3 separate regions of the Homo sapiens genome follow, and all the other regions are linked to region 1. The links are chromatin loops, found by intact Hi-C in ENCODE. Cell type or tissue: heart left ventricle. All regions are shown on one strand.

Region 1 (2,500 bases):
AGGCCCCGACAGCCGGCGTCGCTGGGGGGCGCACGGACCCCGCTCGGCCTCCGCCTCGTCCGCCTCGTCCATCGCTTCGGCCTCCACCTTCTTTGGCGGCTCTCGGAGCAGCGGCTCGGCACGCAGAGCTCGCGCCCACGACGTGGAGATGGTGGGCCAGCTTGTCGGTATCATGGTGGTGTCGTGCATCTGCTGGAGCCCAATGCTGGTGAGGGGCGCACCGGCCCCTCGAGCCACGCTCCTTCCCGCTCCCTCTCGGCACCCTCCCGCCCTTTGTCGTCCCAGGACACCTGGGGCCTCCATCCTGGACTCAACCAAGGCCCCGGCCCCTAGAGGCCCCACCTGCCCCGAAAGCCAGCATCGCCTTCTCCATCTGACCTCCCATCCTTCCTCCTAGCCCCCCTCTCCTCTTCCTTTTTGGGGTCTTTGTAGCGCACCCCGACCCACACAAGCCTCCTCTCCTGCCCCACCGTTATAAGTCGCCGCGCTTCATTCCCTAGTCCTTTCACCCAACCCCCTTGCTTTTCCTCTTTCCGGGACACCTGAGACTCCTCTACGGCCGGACCCCCACCCACTGAAGGTGTTTGTTTCTTTGCCCCCCTTTTTTTTCCGCATCCGTTTCTCATCTGGATCCCCATTTACCCTCCCTGCGACGGCTCGCCCCTCCTCCCAGGCTTTTACCTTCCAGCCACGCCCCCACCATCCCTGCGCCCCCCTGCGCCCGCGCCTGCTCTATAGCTCACACCGGCTTCCCCCGCAGGTGTTGGTGGCGCTGGCCGTCGGCGGCTGGAGCTCTACCTCCCTGCAGCGGCCACTGTTCCTGGCCGTGCGCCTTGCCTCCTGGAACCAGATCCTGGACCCTTGGGTGTACATCCTACTGCGCCAGGCCGTGCTGCGCCAACTGCTTCGCCTCTTGCCCCCGAGGGCCGGAGCCAAGGGCGGCCCCGCGGGGCTGGGCCTAACACCGAGCGCCTGGGAGGCCAGCTCGCTGCGCAGCTCCCGGCACAGCGGCCTCAGCCACTTCTAAGCACAACCAGAGGCCCAACGACTAAGCCAGCCCACCCTGGGCTGGGCCCAGGTGCGCGGCGCAGAGCCTTTGGGAATAAAAAGCCATTCTGCGAGCCCAGGCAGGACCGTGTGTCCCGTCGGGGCTTCGGCATCCACTGGGGCCGCGCGGGGGGCTGCAGGGACGCCGCGTGCGCCTCCAGGGTGGATGCAGTTCCGGGGCCTACCAGAAGAGGGCGCGGAGACACGGGGGCGCGGTTCTAGGAGGTTCGAGGGTGCCGGGCCCGTGGGCGCCAGAGCCGCAGGAGCAAGCGCACCGTGCGGGCGGCCGGGGCTGGGGCTCCGCTGGGAGCAGAGACAGAGGGTGTGTGGGGCGTTTCCTGACCTTGCCGCTGCCCTAACGGACTTCCGAAACCATTCTGCTCACTGCGGCTTTGAGCTCTTCCAATACAGCCCCAAAACCCTATCCCCAAACCATTTTGCCCCACGCCCCTGGGCGCCCCCCAACACAATCCCGACGCCCCCTCCCATCTCGGCTCACCCACGCTCCCCACCATAAGAACAGCCCCGAGTCCACGCCGCCCCTTGATCCTCTTCAGATGACACCCCCATCAGTCGAGACTCCCACGACCACCCAGCCACCTGCCCCGCAAACGTCCACACCTCCAAGCACGCCCCCACCCCCAATGACTGCACACAAGAAGACACGGAGGATGCAAGGATCCGGCAAATCCCAAAGGCCTTTTTAAAAACTAAGAGCTCTCGGGCAGGGGCAGGGGCAGGGGCAGGGGAGGGGGCTAGCAGCCCCCGGCCACGAAGTCGAAGTCCAGGAAGGCTGCCTGCTCCGCGGCTGTGAGGGGCCGCGCGTCGCGGGGCGGGCTCAGTGTGGGGGCCTCCCCGGTGAACTCCTCGTCGAAGTTGCTGACGTCGGTGCGGCCGGACAGCGTGGGCACAAAGGGCGGTGGCAGGCGCCGGGCCAACAGGGCTTCCCAGCCCAGAGTCTGCAGGGGAGGGAAGCGGAGGGGAGGGTCAGCCTGGAGGCTGAGGAGGGGGCGTGCTGCAGTGGGGACCAGTCCTGGGGCTCGGGGACCACGGAGAGGAGTGAGCATACAGAGGACAAGTGGGGTGGGGGGACTGGGGCTCAGGAGGGATCACCTGCGAGAGCCTGGTGGAGAAGCCGGATTAGGAAAAGTGGAGGCCCGGCGTGGTGGCTCAGGCCTGTAATCCCAGCACTTCGGGAGGCCGAGGCGGGAGGATCACTTGAGGCCAGGAGTTCAGGACCAGCCTGGCCAACATGGCGAAACCCCGTCTCTACTAAAAATACAAAAATTAGCCTGGTGTGGTGGAGTGGTGCACGCCTGTAATCCCAGGTACTCGGGAGGCTGAGGCAGGAGAACTGCATGAACCTGGGAGGCGGAGGTTGCAGTGAGCCGAGATTGAGCCACTGCACTCCAGCCTGGGCGACAGAGCGAGACCCTGGCTAAAAAAAAAAAAA
Region 2 (2,500 bases), 110 kb after region 1:
CTGGCTCTGAGTGGCCTTAGACTGGGGACACATCTCAGCTGGGGATGAAGGCCACTGTGGCCCCGGACCGCCAGGGCAACTCCTTGGACCTCTCTGAGCCTTGTTCCTTCCTTTTTTTTCTTTTTTCTTTTTTTTTTGAGACGGAGTCTTGCTCTGTCACCCAGGCTGGAGTGCAGTGGCGCGATCTCGGCTCACTGCAAGCTCTGCCTCCCAGGTTCACGCCATTCTCCTGCCTCAGCCTCCCGAGTAGCTGGGGCTACAGGCGCCCCCCACCACGCCCGGCTAATTTTTTGTATTTTTAGTAGAGACGGGGTTTCACCGTGTTAGCCAGGATGGTCTCAATCTCCTGACCTCGTGATCCGCCCGCCTCGGCCTCCCAAAGTGCTGGGATTACAGGCGGGAGCCACCGCGCCCGGCCACCTTGTTTCCTTTCTTTTGGCCCAGATTCTTGGGGCAAAATACTTGGAGTCCTCCATGTCTCTGTCTCTGTTTTATTTTGTTCTCTCTTTCTGTTTCCTTCTTTCTTCTCTTTCTTCGTTCTCTGTCTCTCCTTCCTTCCTTCCTTCCTTCCTTCCCTCTCTTTCTTTCTTCTCCTTCCTTCTTTCTTTCATCTATCTCTGTCTCTCCTCCCTTTCTTTCTCCTTCCTTCCTTCCCTCCCTCCCTCCATTTCTTCCTTCCTTCCTTCCTTCCTTCCCTCTTTCTTCTCCTTCCTTCTTTCTTTCTTTCCTCTATCTCTATCTCTCCTCCCTTTCTTTCTCCTTCCTCCCCTCCCTCCCTCCCTCCCTCCCTCCCTCCCTCCCTCCCTCCCTTCCTTCCTTCCTTCCTTCTCCTTCCCCGGTCTCACTTTGTTGCCCAGGCTGGTCTTGAACTCCTAGGCTTCAGTGACCCTCCTGCCTCTGCCCCACAAAGTACTGGGATTACAGGCATGAGCCACCATGCCTGGCCTCTATCTCTGCCCCTGTCCCTTTCTCTCTCTCTCTATTGTATCAGCAAATCCCGAGAGCTCTATTTTCAAAATCTATCCAGCATCTACTCACTTTTCACCTCCTCCACAGCCCCTACCTGGTCCGGCCCCATCAACTCCCCCTTGGCCCAGTGCAGACTCCTCTGCCCTGGTCTCCTGGCTCCTGCCCTTGCTCGCCCGCTCCATGCTTTTCTGTCAGGGCACGTCCCTCCTCTGCTCAAGGACCCTCCAGGGCTCCCACCTCACTCAGTGCAAAAGCCAAATTCCTTCTTGTGGCCCACAGGGCCCTGCAGGATCTGCTCAGCACTTATCTGCCCTCACCTCCTCCTTCTCTCCCCTTTGCTCATTCCCTTCAGCCAGGCCAGCTTCCTCGCCGTTTTGGGCATGCTCCTACCTTAGGGGCTTTGCACGGCAGCTCACTCTCACTTGCAGCACCACCTCCTCCTCCAGATCCCCACATGGCTTTCTCTCGCCCCCTTCAGGTCTTTTTTTTTTTTTTTTTGAGACAGAGTCTCATTCTGTCACCCAGGCTGGAGTGCAGTGGCACAATCTCAGCTGGCTGCAGCCTCCGCCTCTCGGGTTCAAGTGATTCTCCTGCCTCAGCCTCCTGAGTAGCTGGGATTACAGGCACGCACCACCACACTCAGGTAATTTTTGTATTTTTTTTTTTTTTTGAGACAGAGTCTTGCTCTGTTGCCCAGGCCAGAGTGCAGTGGTGCGATCTCGGCTCACTGCAAGCTTCGCCTCCCAGGTTCACGCCACTCTCCTGCCTCAGCCTCCCTAGTAGCTGGGACTACAGGCACCCGCCACCACGCCCAGCTCATTTTTTGTATTTTTAGTAGAGACAGGGTTTCATCGTGTTAGCCAGGATGGTCTCGATCTCCTGACCTCGTGATCCGCCTGCCTCGGCCTCCCAAAGTGCTGGGATTACAGGCGTGAGCCACCGCGCCCGGTTGTAATTTTTGTATTTTTAGTGGAGACAAGGTTTCACCACGTTGGCCAGGCTGGTCTCAAACTCCTGACCTCAGATGATCTGCACGCCTTGGCCTCCCAAAGTCCTGGGATTACAGGTGTGAGCCACCATGCTTGGCCCAAGTCTTTTGTTCGTTTGCTTTTAAAGAGATGTATATATTAGTTCTTTATTTCTCTTTTTTCTTTTTATTTTGAAACAGGGTCTTGCTCTGTCGCTCAGGCTGGGGTGCAGTGGTGCGATCATAGCTCACTGCAGCCTCCAGCTCCTGGGCTCAAGCAATCCTCCTGCCTCACCCTCCTGAGTAGCTGGGACTACAGGTCTGCACTACCATGCCAGGCTAATTTGGTTTATTTAATTAAATGAATACATAAATTTATTTGTTTGTTTTGGTTTCTATCTACAGACCAGGACAGTGCTGAACATTTTGAGACAGGGTTTCACTCTGTTACCCAGGCTGGAGTGCAGTGGTGCAATCTCAGCTCACTGCAGCCTCAACCTCCTGGGTTCAAGTGATCCTTCTGCCTCAGCCTCCTGAGTAGCTGGGACTACAAGTGTGCACCAC
Region 3 (2,500 bases), 120 kb after region 1:
GTTGGCGGCTTGTCTTTTTATTTTCTTTATGTCTTTTGAAGAGCAAAAGTTTTCATTGTGATGAAGTTCAATTCGCTCATTATTTTTTTCTTTTACGGATTGTGGTTTTGGTGACATAGGTAAGAAACCTTTGCCTAATCCATGGTCTCAAAGATTTCTTTTTCTTTTTTTGTCTCCTGAGACGGAGTCTTGCTCTGTCGCCCAGACTGGAGTGCAGTGGTGCAATCTCGGCTCATTGCAACCTCCGCCTCCCCAGTTCAGGTGATTCTCAGGCCTCAGCCTCCAGAGTAGCTGGGATCACAGGCATGAGCCACCACGCCTGGCTACTTTTTAAATATTTTTAGTACAGACGGGGTTTTGCCATGTTGGCCAGGCTGGTCTCAAACTCCTGACCTCAGATGATCCCTCCACCTGAGTCTCCCAAAGTGCTGGGATTACAGGCATGAGCTACTGCGCCTAGTCTCATTTAGTCATTTAGTTACTTTTTGTGTGTGATTATGAGGTAGGGTCTAAGTTCTTTTTTTTTTTTTTTTTTTTGAGACGGAGTCTCGCTCTTGTTGCCCAGGCTGGAGTGCAATGGCACGTGACCTCTGCTCACTGCAACCTCTGCCTCCCGGTTTCAAGTGATTCTCCCTCAGCCTCTCAAGTAGCTGGGATTACAGGCACCTGCCACCACGCCCGGCTAATTTTTTTTTCTTTTTTGAGATGGAGTCTCTGCTCCCATCACGCACAGTGAAGTGCAGTGGCTCAGTCTTGGCTCACTGCAACCTCTGCCTCCCAGGTTCAAGTGATTCTCCTGCCTCAGCCTCCCAAGTAGCTGGGATTACAGGCATGTGCCACCAAGCCTGGCTAATTTTTGTATTTTTAGTAGAGATGGTGTTTCACCATGTTGGCCAGGCTGGTCTCGAACTTCTGACCTCAGGTGATCCACCCACCTCAGCCTCCCAAAGTGCTGGGTTTACAGGCATGAGCCACCATGCCCAGCTGGGTCTAAGTTTTAAATTATTATTATTATTTTTTTACACGTGTATATCCTATTCTTGGGAAAATTTAAAGGGAGTTATTTCTGTTTCTGGTAACGTGCGCGTTCAGTGTGTGCTCCCCTGCCTGTAATTCTCCCATTAGGGTCAGGGCAGGGCTGGAGAAGCGAAAACCATAACTAGAAGAGACTTCCCCAACAGGATGTTGCCCAACCCTGGCCGGGCTGACATTCAGCCTCGAGGGTCCTTATCGGCAGTACAATTGCAGCTGTGACCAAACCCAGCCACCCACAGCCTGACACCCCCAACATCCTTGACCTTCCCTTTAGCTTCGGGCTTGAGCAGGCCTTTGATACTCAAATAGAGAAAGGAGACAGCAAGACCCCTGTGCCTTCTCAGAGGGGGCACCCCCTTCCCCGATGCCTTCACGGGTCCTGCCTCTCCGGGACCCAGCTTCCCTCCTGGCCACCCCACCACCTCCCCAGCCACACCTCATTTCCACCCATCTAGAGAGGGTGAAACACAAACACTCCTGGCAGCCCTGCCCGAGTGTGTCCTGGGACATGGTGGGGTGGGGGCTCCCTGACTCCTGGGAAGGGGAACTCTGGGGTGGCCTGTCCTCCCAGCTCCTCACCCCACTGGTGCCTCGCCCCATGAGTCGTGTGAAAAGGCAACAAAACCAACCGCAGGGAGATATAAAATCTCTTCCTGTATCTGTGACAGCTGTTATGTTGGTCTGGCCGTCTGTTCTTCCTGTGAGCACCTGAATCCGTTCAGACCAAGCTCTTCCTCTCTCCAAGAAGCCTCTATGGCTCCCACCTCACCCAGTAAAATCCAGTCTTCCCCAAGGCCCACAAGGCTTGGCTGTGTGATTTGCCCTGTCACCTCCAGCTCTCTTCCCCTCATTCACTTGGCTCCAGCCACCCCAGCTTCCTCACTGTTCCCCAAATAAATATGCCAGGCCCAGTCCAGCCTCACAGCCTTTGCATGCGCTGTTCCCTCTGCCTGGAACACCTTTCCCCCAGATATTTTTTTATTTTTTTATTATTTTGTGTTTTTGAGACAGAGTCTTGCTCTGTTGCCCAGGCTGGAGTGCAGTGGCGCAACCTCAGCTCACCACAGCCTCTGCCTCCTGGGTTCAAGCCATTCTCCTGCCTCAGCCTCCCGAAAAGCTGGGACTACAAGTGGGCATCACCACGCCCGGCTAATTTTTGTATTTTTAGTAGAGACGGGGTTTCACCATGTTGGCCAGGCTGGTCTCGAACTCCTGACCTCAACTGATCTGCCTGCCTTGGCCTCCCAAAGTGCTGGGATTACAGGCATGAGCCACTGCGCCTGGCCCCTCTCACTCTTTTGTCTGCCTAACATACTTGCTCAGAGGTCACCTCCTCAGTGAGTACTTCCCTGACGACCCCCATATTTGAAATTTTAGCTTCCTTCCCCCAGTCCTTTCTAACCTTTCCCCTCTATTTTATTTTTCTCTATAGCACATCACCTTCTAATATTTTAATTCATGAATT

Evidence for each region. Peaks named below come from ENCODE experiments on the same cell type or tissue, not always from the same donor. Only the 100,000 strongest peaks of a DNase experiment are listed, where the experiment ranks them.
Region 2: it touches region 1 in a loop (2.6-fold over the local background); 24 of 110 quality-filtered maps call a loop at or near these places.
Region 3: a loop joins it to region 1, with 3 times the contacts of the local background. A loop is called at or near these places in 25 of 110 quality-filtered maps.

Annotation. Positions count from the first base shown.
Region 1 is chr19:14,471,087-14,473,586 of GRCh38, reverse strand. It overlaps PKN1 (protein kinase N1), which reads right to left. Exons shown (of 22, transcript NM_002741.5): 22 at 1,728-2,006. The coding sequence ends at 1,803. PTGER1 (prostaglandin E receptor 1) reads left to right here. Exons shown (of 3, transcript NM_000955.3): 2 at 1-208; 3 at 761-1,121. The coding sequence ends at 1,027. Among named protein-coding and RNA genes, the nearest start is that of PTGER1, 3.0 kb to the left of the region's middle. RefSeq lists a silencer at 1,313-1,402 and an enhancer at 1,240-1,888. In heart left ventricle, CTCF peaks have their summits at 1,005 and 1,216 (motif pointing right); DNase peaks (open chromatin) are centred at 1,226 and 1,651; H3K4me3 peaks cover 358 bases; H3K27me3 peaks cover 985 bases.
Region 2 is chr19:14,360,827-14,363,326 of GRCh38, reverse strand. All of the region lies in intron 1 of LINC01841 (long intergenic non-protein coding RNA 1841), which reads left to right. Among named protein-coding and RNA genes, the nearest start is that of LINC01841, 1.9 kb to the left of the region's middle. In heart left ventricle, a CTCF peak has its summit at 1,413 (motif pointing left); no DNase peak of the experiment used is centred here; H3K4me3 peaks cover 228 bases; H3K27ac peaks cover 659 bases.
Region 3 is chr19:14,355,179-14,357,678 of GRCh38, reverse strand. All of the region lies in intron 1 of LINC01841 (long intergenic non-protein coding RNA 1841), which reads left to right. Among named protein-coding and RNA genes, the nearest start is that of LINC01841, 7.6 kb to the left of the region's middle. RefSeq lists enhancers at 1,321-1,370, 1,441-1,620, 1,681-1,780. In heart left ventricle, no CTCF peak of the experiment used is centred here; a DNase peak (open chromatin) is centred at 1,208.